Regions from separate parts of the Homo sapiens genome. Here all the other regions are linked to region 2. Evidence: chromatin contacts called from ENCODE Hi-C or POLR2A ChIA-PET data. All regions are on one chromosome and are shown on one strand. The core of a region is the stretch at or near the end of the contact, and the rest is flanking DNA. Distances in the headings are between cores, read along the strand shown. Region 1 has its middle 59 kb from the start of LINC02644. Region 2 has its middle 18 kb from the start of LINC02644. Region 3 has its middle 46 kb from the start of LYZL2.

What was found. A loop is a pair of places that touch in the nucleus more often than their neighbours do. ChIA-PET counts read pairs that join two places held with the same protein, here RNA polymerase II (POLR2A). Pooled maps may share reads with other maps.
Region 1: a map with no recorded cell type shows a loop between it and region 2 (8-fold over the local background). The contact joins two enhancer-like sites. A Hi-C loop is called at or near these places in 9 of 37 single-sample maps with no recorded cell type and 9 of 50 pooled maps. POLR2A ChIA-PET finds 5 or more read pairs at or near these places in 4 of 52 experiments (CD4-positive, alpha-beta T cell, CD4-positive, alpha-beta memory T cell, activated CD4-positive, alpha-beta T cell and 1 more).
Region 3: a loop to region 2 is called in a pooled map, with 2.4 times the contacts of the local background. The contact joins two enhancer-like sites. A Hi-C loop is called at or near these places in 2 of 50 pooled maps. POLR2A ChIA-PET finds 5 or more read pairs at or near these places in 2 of 52 experiments (activated CD4-positive, alpha-beta T cell and activated T-cell).

Annotation. Positions count from the first base shown.
Region 1 is chr10:30,780,366-30,784,045 of GRCh38, reverse strand. No RefSeq gene overlaps it. Among named protein-coding and RNA genes, the nearest start is that of LINC02644, 59 kb to the right of the region's middle. RefSeq lists an enhancer at 400-900. Within about 2 kb of position 1,510, at least 10 of the 41 ENCODE cell types and tissues checked have a DNase peak (open chromatin) inside an H3K27ac peak, as active enhancers do.
Region 2 is chr10:30,702,860-30,707,090 of GRCh38, reverse strand. It overlaps the pseudogene SVIL2P. Among named protein-coding and RNA genes, the nearest start is that of LINC02644, 18 kb to the left of the region's middle. RefSeq lists enhancers at 1,396-1,445, 1,326-1,849, 1,966-2,025. Within about 2 kb of position 2,315, at least 6 of the 41 ENCODE cell types and tissues checked have a DNase peak (open chromatin) inside an H3K27ac peak, as active enhancers do.
Region 3 is chr10:30,582,395-30,586,051 of GRCh38, reverse strand. No RefSeq gene overlaps it. Among named protein-coding and RNA genes, the nearest start is that of LYZL2, 46 kb to the left of the region's middle. Within about 2 kb of position 2,216, at least 30 of the 41 ENCODE cell types and tissues checked have a DNase peak (open chromatin) inside an H3K27ac peak, as active enhancers do.

The DNA.
Region 1 (3,680 bases), core at 261-2,760, 78 kb before region 2:
CACCACCGTGTGGCCAGCCTCCCTCTCCAAGCCCCTTCCCCTGCCTTTTCTGGGATCCTCCCGGGCGGTAGCGTGGATTTAGTGGGGCTGGGATGGTCTCTGCCCACTTTCTTCTCCTCCCTGCAATGAGGTTAACACACAGGGCACCAGACGCTCTCCCTTCATGCCATCTACTAAGTAAGACATTCTGCAATGACGGATCCGTTTCTTTGATTCAAGGCTTAGCTCCCAATTAAACAGAAGATACCCTTGAAGAGATAAAATTTAGGCACCGATTTTAGGGTGAAACAGTGTATTATTGTTTCCCAAGGATTGAGTGGGCTCCTAGAGAAAGGAAGGAGGCCCAGCCTGAGACCCAGAGGGACAGGAACCAGCGCTGTGGCCATCCTTCAAGCCCGGGCCCTAGTCATTCATTTGGTGGGACTGGGAGGAGGTAGGGTGGTGGCTCTGGGAGGTGGGTAGTGACAGAGTCCTGTACACATTTCAGGGGTGTGGAGGGAGCCTTCTGAGAATGTCCAGACCTCATGGGGCCTCTAGGACCCAGGTGGCCCTCGATGGTCACTGTGTCCCCAGCAGTTGAGACCCATTTGACAGAGTCTCAGGCAGCTGCACCGTGACCATCTTCTGCTCCTCTCCCCAAGTCGATAAAACCAACAGCCATCTGTGTGAACATAAGCCCCGTGTTTTTATGGGCTGTCTACTGGCTGCTGCAGACAAGCCAGGATGGAGGCTTACGGCCGCAGCTCTCTCAGCCTCCAAATATGAAACTGTGTAATCCGACTCATTCTCTGAAACCAAATATTTGCAGGGACAGCCAGCAGCCACCTGGCTACCACATCTTTTGACCATGCAGGTCATTGGTGCTGTGAAAACGCCACCTGGGGATTTTTCTCAGCTTCTGAGGGGTCCGCAGGCAAACCTCCCCTCCACGACACAGGGCAGCCCACCCTGGCCTCTCCTGCTGCCCCCCAATTGGGGTGTGCAGATGAAATCTCAGTCGGGCCTGTGAGCGGAATGAAAGAAACTCTGTTCATTTCTGCAGGGGCTCTGGTGTCTGTCTGAGGCCCTGGTTTCCTCCCAGGAAACTGCACTTACCTTCTGTTGCTTATTACCTAATTGATGAACTATTTGAGTCTGCATGGTGCTACTTTGAGCTTCCTTAGCTTGGCCACTAGCTGAGCATTAAGGAAGTTGTGGAGAGCAGTACCTTCATGCCCCGCGCAATGATTTGGTACATTTCCAGAACGATCTTCTCCTTGTCAGGCTTCCCTCCCTCCTGCTCAGCAGCCCTTATTTTTTCTCCTCTCTCTTTCTCTGGAAATGTGGAGTTTATTGGTCTCTGCAGGGGGGAAATGATCAAAAACGTAATTATTATAAGCTGCAACCCCTGGCCAGCTGTTTGGGTTTCAGGGTGGTTCCCAGTGAGTCACTAGGGCACACCCTCTCTCTGCCTGGCTCCTCTGGGTCCCCCTGGCTTGGCCATCTGGAAAATGGGAGGATTTTTTAAGGGAGGAGGACGTTTGGGGAAGAAAACAGGCGCCTGGGAGCCTCTCTCTCTCTCTCTCTGTCTCTGTCTCTCTCGCTCTCTCTCTTTCCTAACCCCACAAACTTCTGAGAAGCCCCATGTTCCTGGCCAAACATGGAACTGTCTGGAGGGACCTGGGCGGGCTGCAGGCCTAGGCCCCCACCCAGATGGCCGCTGTGCTGCCTCTCCTAGCAAAAGCCTTTGCTGGAAGGGTGAGCAACCAGGGCCTTCTGTACAGATGACTTTACCATCCCGGACACCATTTTAAATAGATCGACATTTCAATATGTATTTATTCTTGTTGTATATACAAAAAAATTAATACAAAATAAAAAAAGCCCTGCTGGTGATATGCCAGGCTGAGATATATAATGATATTTAGCAGCAACTGTGTCATTCTGTGTTGTTGACAGTAAAATAAATTAACATAATAAACATAATTTGCTCAAAAACAGCTAAGGAAAAGCAGATGGTTAGCACATTTCAGCAGGACCTGTTGGTCCAAGTTTGCACGGATGTTTAGACGTTTGTGCAGTCTGCAACAGATGCTTGCCTGGGTTCCCAGGCGCTCCCACGTGATAGGCACGGGAGGGCTCCACGCCTCTGGCCTGGGACAGGGCCACCGCACTGCAAAGAAATGGGGTCCCCAGGAAAGGGAGCTGCCATGTGCATTGCAGCCCCAGGCCAGGGCTGGCTCAGCGTGAAGAGTGGCAGAGGCACCAGGCTGGCTTTCCCGCCAGGCAGAGCTGGAGCCTGCAAGCGCCTGGGCCATTAGCATTCATGGCCTGTCGCCTGCCCAGCGCACATCCTTTGTGTGCCTGGAACAAGGGAGCTTTCTTCCAGGGAGGATGGCGCCGAGGCACTCCGGATCCTGCAGGCGAGCTTCCCAGTGGCAATGGGGACCAGTGGGCCTTGGCCCTCCCTTTGGTTCATGCACCCATAGCTCTGGAAAGAGAAGAAAATGTTATTTTTGCAGAAGATGCCTCAGTGCCTGGGAAGAAGAAGAGGGCTGTGGATTTATTTTATTCTGCAGATTGGAGGGGATAGGGCCTGCAGATCCCCAACATCAGGACCCCGGGGTCCCTGGCTCTACCAGGCAAATAGTCCATGTTAGTAGCCTCCTGGGAAGGAGCATTTTTCCTGAGGGCAGAGGTGAAGGCTGAGGCCCCCAGCGATGGGCGATGGCATTTCAACCTGTCCTTCTCAAACAGGGCAGAAAGAGGGACTCATGAGAAAGATGATGTTGGGATTTCTGCTCAGAAACCTCACTACCCCACCGAAGGAGGGCTGAGGGCTCCCTCCCACCCAGCACTGGGATGCCAGGGCAGGTCACTGAAAAGGGCAGCCCTTCCTGGAGTTTGGATGCAGCTCCAAAAGCTCCTGGGAATTCCCGTGCTGCCTGAGCAGTGCTGTAGGCAAAGCCCCCATGGTCCATACTTGAGAGTTCAGATATAGGCTAGACATGGTTTCTGGTAGAAAGGAGCTTATTATTATTATTATTATTATTATTTTTAGAGATGAAGTCTCAGTCTGTCTGTCACCCGGGATGGAGTGTAGTGGTGCCATCATAGCTTGCTGCAGCCTCCCACGTCTGGGCTCAAGCAGCCTTCCCCACCTCAGCCTCCCAAGTAGCTGGGACCCCAGAAACCCTGGGACCCCACACCTGGCTAATTTTGCTGTGTGGTTTGTGCTTGCACCGGTGCCTCGGCCTCCCTTTGTAGGTCTCCTTGCCACGTTGGGACCCTCCCCGCGGGGCTCACCCGCCAGAGGGGCTAGAAGCAGGGACCCCAGAAACCCCAGGACCCCACACCTGGCTAATTTCAAAAAAAGTTTTTTTAGAGATGGGGGTCTCACTGTGTTGCCTGGGCTGGTCTCCAGCTCCTGGCTTCAAGAGATCCTCCCACTTCAGCCTCCTGAGTTTCTGGGATTACTGATGCACACTACCATGCCCCACCTGCTAGAAAAGAGTTTAGAGTAGGAGACCCAACTGGATATAAAATAGCTGGAAAGACAGATGCCCTGTTGTAGGACAGGTTAAGCATCTGTAGCTCCACCACAGAGCTGTTAGCATGGCACAGTTGCCCGGTCTGAGTCTGGGATCCTGGCAATAGGTGTGCTTAGCACCACGCCTGGTATGTGCCACGTGCCCACTAAA
Region 2 (4,231 bases), core at 1,066-3,565:
CAGAGATATGAAGACTGCTCGTGGTTAAGTATTCTTGCCCCAGAGCCACCTATTTATAGAAATTAAACCCCTATCACGCCCCGGAGGAGCCTGGCTCAGCATCCCTGAGCACCTCAAGCAGCTGTCTCCTGACCCTGGTGGGGCACGAGCAACCCTACCCTGCAGGCACTGGGCCAGGACATTGACCCTAGCAGGCCGGCCAGCATTGGCCAAGTGGAGGCTGTACCACCTGTGCAGCTGCTGCTTTTGCTGACCCTCTCCCAGAAGTGCACCCTGAGCTCTGACTCAGTCCTGTTTGCAGGTGTGGCCCTTGTGCGCACAAGTGATAGGGGAGCCGGACTAGTGTCACCAAGGGGCCAGAGCTTCCGCGTTGGCTACGGAGTGACTGCAAGTGCCATGGGGCTGTGCTTCCCCCCTGCTGGAGGGATGGTCTGGAATCTGAACGCTCCCTGCTCTATCTTAATTCTCCAAAGCTGGACTTTTTCAAAGTTATAAGTCTGCTGGAAAGAAAGAAAGAGAGAGAGAGAGAGAGAGAGAAAAGAAAAGAAAAGAAAAGAAAAGAAAAGAAAAGAAAAGAAAAGAAAAGAAAAAGAAAGAAAGAAAGAAAGAAAGAAAGAAAGAGAAAGAAAGAGAGGAGGGAGGGAGAGAGAGAGGGAGGGAGAGAGGGAGGGAGGGAAGAAAGGAAGGAAAGAAGAAAGAAAGAAAAGAAGGAAAGAAAGAAGTGAAGAAAGAAAGTGCCTGGGCAACATAGTGAGACCCTGTCAAGGAAGGGAAGGGAAGGGGAGGGGAGCGGAGGGGAGGGGAAGAGGGAGGAAAGGGAGTTCCTCCCACTGGGGGTCCTTGTCTGACACCCCACTACTCCCTGGAAGGAGAGGCTGGAGCTGCCTGGGCCCTGGAAGATCCCCTTCCTGCTGTTTAAGAAGCCCCTGAAGTTTGGTGTGTTCAGCGGCCCAACCTCAAGTCGCCTTGCTGCTGGTTCAACCCTGACCTGCTCCACAGTCTGGTGACTGGGATCTTCGGCCCCTCCTTGTAGCCAAACTCACGGCTCTCCACATCCTGTGCTGGAGCCCCACTCTGACTCCCTGCATGCAGGGTGGGTTAGCAGCACAGTTGGGTTTGAAAAGAGGCAGGCCTGGATGTGAGTGTCCCGCTCCACTCCCTGCTAGCTTGTGGCTTCAGGCAGGTTCCTTGATCTTAAGGTCCTGTTCCTCATCTGAGAAATTAGCATCACAACAGAACAAGTCTCAGGAAACCCAGGAGGCACTCAGCTAGAGGCAGGGTAAAGCCCCCAGCATCGTGCCCTGAGGGGGCAGGGGGACCTCTGGGCCACAGCCCGGCTCTGCACAGCACACAGCCCCACTGGCCGTGTGCTCAGTGAGACCCGCCTGCTGGGTGTTCCTGCACTTGCTTTACATCATGGATAACTGTCTTGGAGACAGGGTCTGAAATCTTTACTTGGTCCCTACAGAAAGTGTCTCCCATAGAGTAGATGCTCAGGAAATGGTGTCAGTTGATGAAACAGATGCATTTTGTATAAATCAGGAAAGAAATCACGTGGTTCCAAGCCTGCAGTTTTCTGATCAGCAAACAGCTGCCTGTGCTTCCTGTGGCCCCGGGGGCAGGTGCACCCGCACAGCAAGGAGGCTGAAAAGAGGTGAAAAAACTCCCTTCTGAATTGAAATCACAGACCTGTGACCTGCATGCTCTCCTAAATGGGAAGGGGTGAGGAGCGCTGTGGGAAAGGCTCCTCCTTGGCAAGGAAAGGGATGATTTCTCCGGAGTTCACCGGACTCCCCCTTTCCCCAGCGCCAAGCATCCGGGTGAGTGTTTTGCAATGGGGTCTGTCACCATCAGGAACCGAGGAGAGTTTAGACTCTGCATTTACTACACCAGACCCACAAAGCACCACCTGTGCTCTCAGTCTCAGGAGAAACAGCCTCTTTCACTTTTCAAATCAATCTTCTGTGCATGTATTTACTATAATGTTACAGCACCATTGGTTCCAGCTTTAAATCACGAAGATATGCTCTACTTAACGACTTTAGTTGAAGCAGCACACAGCCACATGGGAAATACCATTTAGAGGCCAATCATCTCTTTCCCAGAAAATCTCTGGGGACAGGGGCAGGGGAGGGAGAGAGGGAGCTGAGAAGCCTTGATGTGCAAGTTCAATTTCTACAGGTGAACACCAGCGGCCTCGGCAATGCTAGGTTGTTAGGAATTCGGCCTTACTTCTTTTCATCTCTGTGGTTTACTAACTGGCTCTCAAAGGCGTATGACTGCGGTGCCCCACTGCACGCACGCAGCAGAGGGCATGACAGGGTTCATTGGAGAAGCTGGCTCCCGCAGGGCTGCTGGGCTGACCTCTTTCAGCTGGAGAAAGCCATAAGCGCTCACTAACCTGCCGTGCTCACCATGAACTTCCACTTGACCACATAGGCATCCCCCTCGTGGAACTGCCCGATGCTTTGTTTGGGGAGCCTGCTATAGTCAAATTCCAGGATGTACCAGACATCCACGGAGACACTGGTGATCTCAAACTGCCTCCTGTGGTGTCCTTCCACCAGGCCACAGCCACAGCCAATGTTCACCCTGTCCAGGATGGCACCTGCTGTCGTCTGGGGCACGGACACCATCCGTGTCACGTTGTTCCGCTTGACATCGGCCCTGGAGTCTTCCTATAGGGGAACATGAAGACATCGGTTCAGTTGCCTGTTTCCGCAGCTATTCCTTGTCACACTCAACGCTGCTTCAGCTGTTCATGGGACAGCATAAAAATACACCTTCCACACTCTGTCTCAGGATGTTTAACTGCAGTCAGGGAAAGGCTGCATTTTCAGAAAGACTCTGGCAGGTCTGAACACCCATTGGCCACACTGGTGCATGGGGTGCCTGAAAACAGGTGCAAACCCGACTCTTCACCTCCCAGAGTCAGATTAGAATTGGAGGCCAGTCTGCTGTTCTATTAGTGAATCCTGGGAAGGCCTCTTAGCTTTAAGGGGTGTGTGTGTGTGTGTGTGTATGTGTGTCCATTTTTTTTAATTAAAAAAGTATTTTAGTTGACACATTATTATGGATATGATTTGATGTGTTGATAAATGCATCTGTTTCATGGGGAAGGGGGTGTGGGAAGGAGACGGGACAGGGAGGATAGGGAGATGTTGGCCAACAGGTACAAAATGACAATCAGAGAGGAGGAATGAGCTCTGGTTTTCTCCTGCACAGTGGGGTGACTGTTTTCCAATACTGTATTGCATATTTCAAAATAGCTAGAAGAGAAGATTTGAATGTTCTCACCACAAAGAAATGATACATCTGGGGTGACAGCCATGCGAACTATCCTGATTTGATCATTTTACATCAAGGCCACTTTTGTTGGGACCCGAACCAAGCCCTGAGGTTTGAGACTTGGTCACTGGAATACCTTGTGCTGGGCAAGTTCCCCGGGGTTCTTCTCATTTGGTCTTTTCAGTTCTGTCCAATCCAGAAACTTTTCTTTGAACAAAATCGTCTCATTGTGTTCAGTAAGTCTCCCAAATATCGCCCAGTCGGGCCGCCCCTGTCCTTTTCTGTAGGGTGGGAAGGGGGTTGGGAGAACAGACAGGAAAAGAACCAAGATGAAGCCAAGCTTAAACAAAGGAATCTAAAACACATGCGGCTGCTGGAAAAAACCTCAAAGTACGTGAGTACATATAAAATAAATGGTTTATTTTCCTGCATTTTACCAAATACTGACATTTTGTTATTTTAGTCTGAAGTCTTGCAAAGCTTTGTGTCCATGGAGTTTTTGATGTGCCTTAATGTGACATGAACCATGTCAGGACTAGACTTTTCTTACATTCTAGCAAGTTTTTTTTGTTTTTGTTTTTTGTTTTTTTTGAGATAAGGTCTTGCTCCGTTGCCCAGGCTGAAGTGCAGTTGCACAATCATAGCTCCCTGCAGCCTCGAACTCCTGGGCTGCAGTGATCCTCCTGCCTCAGCCTTGCAAATAGCTGGAACTGCAGATGTGTGCCACCATGCCTAGCTAATTTTTTAATAGAGACCAGGTCTCGTTATGTTGCCCAGGCTGTCTTGCACTTCTGGCTTCAAGCAATCCTCCCACCTCAGCCTCCCAAAATGCTGGGACTACAGGTGTGGGCCACTGTACCTGGCCACATTCTAGCAAATTCTTGTCTTTGGGATGCCCTGGGAGTGGCACGCTGGGTGGAGATTTCGGCAATAGCAGGAGCTG
Region 3 (3,657 bases), core at 967-3,466, 120 kb after region 2:
GTAGAATGTCTAGCAGCATCCCTGACCTCTACCCATTAGATGCTGGCTGCATCCCCACTCAGTGACATTCAAAAATGTCTTCTAAACATCTGCACTAATATGTTTATCACAGCTCTATTCACAATAGCAAAGATATGGAATCAACCTAAGTGTTTAGCAATGGAGAATTGGACAAAGAAAATATGATATATATATCATTATACTATATATAGAATAATTATATATTATTGTACATATAATTGTATATAAAATATTTAACTATTATATATAATATATTAATATAATATAGTATATATAGTGTATACATAGTATAACATATAGTATATATTTATATATTATATTTATATATTATAGTAATATAATAATATATAATATATAATTATTATGTATATAATATAATATATTGTTTATATAATGTAATATATTAAATGTTATTATATATTACATAATATATTATGTACATGTATACTAATATATAATATATTATATAATTATATATAATATATACACACATCATGAAATACTATTCAGCCATAAAAAAGAATGAAATCATGTCTTTTGCAGCAACATGGATGGAACTAGAGGCCATTATCCTAAGTGAAATCACTCAGAAACAGTCAAATATGGAATGTTTTCATTTATAAGTGGGAGCTGAAGAGTGGGTACACATGGACACACAGAATAGAATCACAGATATTGGAGACTACAAAAGGTGGGAGGGTTGGAGGGGGTGAGTGTTGAAAAATTACCTATTGGGTACAATGTTCACTATTCAGGTGATAGGTACACTAAAAGCTAAGACTTCATCACTATGCAAAATACACATGTAAGAAACCTGCACTTGCACCTCTCAAATACCTAGGAACAAAAAATAAACTTAGGCCGAGCTGGGGGTGGCTCACATCTGTAGTCCCAGCACTTTAGGAGGCCTAGATGGGTGGATTGCTGGAGCTCAGAAATTCGAGACTAGCCTGATCAACATGGCAAAACCCCGTCTCTACCAAAAATGCAAAAATTAGCCAGGTGTGGTGGCTCACGCCTGTAATCCCAACTGCTCAGGAGGCTGAGGCAGGAGGATTGCTTGAATCTGGGGAGGTGGAGGTTGCAGTGAGCCTTGATCACGCCACTGCACTCCAGCTTGGGTGACAGAGTGAGACCACAACTCAAAAAAAATTGAAATAAAATATATAAAATTTTAAAGTCTTCAAGCCTGGCATGGTGGGACACCTCTGTAGTCCTAGCTACTTGGGAGGCTGAGGCAGAAGGATCACTTGAACCCAGGAGTTGGAGGCTGCAGTGAGCCAAGACCCTCTCTCTAATTAATTTTTTTTTAAAAAGTCTTCAGACATTACTTATTGCCCTCTGCCCATTGAGAATCACAGATCTGAAGCATTGGACCAGTTCTTGCTGTACTGCTGAGTATGACATCCTGCCTGGGTCCTTGTGATGGCCAAAGAAACACACTTGGTTCAGCCTCACCAGTGAGTCCTTCAGGCAAAACTCAAACCCCAATACTCCAGCTGTCAGGACCAACACCCAGATGTGCCTGAGGAGACACGATCATCTCAGTGGAAGTCTTTGCACACAGCCACCAAAAGCTTATAGCCTGGTAAACCCATCTGCTCACATCACTGGCCACAAAAGCAAGTGCGAGCTACAGACTCCATTGGAAGCAATCATCTCTGGCCTCCTCTATGTCTTCCATTGCCCAAGACCCTGGACACCTCGCTCCAGACCACAGCTGCACAACTGCCGCTGCGCTTTTCATTTTGGTCACTCTCCAGATGGTCCGTCTAGCTTCTTGGCCTGTAACATTCTCATATCTAAGCCCTCCTTCTGGCTACTGTGCCTCCTTTGACTCAAAGGAGAGACTCCTTGCTCCTGTCCCAGCCAGCCACAACTCCCCGAAAAGCAAGGGTGTGTGGGATTCAGACAGAGTTTAAGAAACCAGCAAGAGTACACAGGTGCCCCAGCAGTTTCCATTCCTGACACCGGTAAACAAATCCAGAGGTTCCTTCTGAGCTTCCCACTCGGCTTCAGAAGGGCCACCGGGACTGGGAACAGCTCCAAGAGGAAGAACGGAGGGGAAATGAGAAGAATGTTTGTATTGTTTCATGTTTCACAAAGACCTGTCAGGGTGAGCAGTAACCCACGCCAACAGGGCTTAGTCAAGCAACCAGTACCGGCCAACGGACAGTGAAACTGAAAGGAAAACTTGCAGAGCTTTCGTGGAAAGTCCATCAGTGAGAATGTCCTGGATGAATACGGTGTAAACTGTCTCCCAGGCCCTGTTTCATTTTTCCTTAGATGTCAATGGGAAACCACACATTTGCAGAATCAATTGTTTCTGCTTTCTAGAAGAAAGCGTCCTTTGAGATTAGCAGCATAACAATAAATACGTAATTAAATAAATAAGGAAAAACAATTCACAGGTTCCAAGGATTAGAAGGACAAAAAATAAATAGTGGCTGGATGTGGTGGCTCATGCCTGTAATCCCAGCACTTTGGGAGGCTGAGGCGGGTGGAGACCATGAGACCAGCGTGGTCAACATGGTAAAACCCCATCTCTACTAATAATACAAAAATTAGCTTGGCATGGCAGTTTGCACCTGTAACCTCAGCTACTTGGGAGGCTGAGGCATGAGAATTGCTTGAACCCGGGAGGTGGAGGCTGCAGTGAGCCAAGATTGCACCACTGCACTCCAGCCTGGGTGACAGAGTGAAACTGGGTCTCAAAAAAAAAAAAAAAAAAGACAAAAAATAAATAAGAAGAATAAATTAAAAAATAATAAAAGAAAGAGATTAGCAGGGTGGAAGCAGACGGCACAGAGAAGAGGGGGCACCGGCCCCCAGATGGGCTGTGGGAGCAATGCCAAGGTTGGAGGTGGTGGGAGAAAGGCGGAATCTCTATAGCCTGATAGAGGTTGAAGATGCTTTTGCAAAGCTAGTGTACTTAATTAATTGCGGGAAACAAAGGGTCTTTCTGATCCATACAAAGTATACTTTCATTGGGTAACCTGATCATTAAAAGAGATTTCAACTAAGACAGATGATGAGGACCTTCCAAAAGTCAGTCACTCGACAGACGTCCAAAGTGCCAGTGCCCAGTAAGAACGCACGCTGTCTCGCCCAGGTGGCATGAAACGCCATGAGGCCCTGGAACAAGGGTTACAATTATTTTCTTCTTTAAAAAATTTTTTATTTGTATAAATGTATGTGGTGCAAGTGTAACTTATTACAGGGATATATTGCATAGTGGTAAATTCGGGGCTTTTAGTGTATCCATCACCCGAATAATGTACACCGTACCTATTAAGTAATTTCTCATCACCCCCCTTCCTCTAAGTCTCCAATCTCTATCATTTCACACTCTATGTCCATGTGTGTACATTATTTTATTATTATTATTTTTTGAGACAGGGTCTTTCTCTGTTGCCCAGGCTGGAGCACAGTGGTGTGATCACAGCTCACTGAAGCCTCAACTTCCCAGGCTCAATCAATCCTCCAGCCTCAGCCTTCTGAGTAGCTGGGACCACAGATATGCACCGCCATACCCCAAAGAGATGGGGTTTTGCCATGTTGCCCAGGCTGGTCTTGAACTTCTGGGCTTAAGTGATCTGCCCGTCTTGGCCTCCCAAAATGCTGGGATGACAGGTG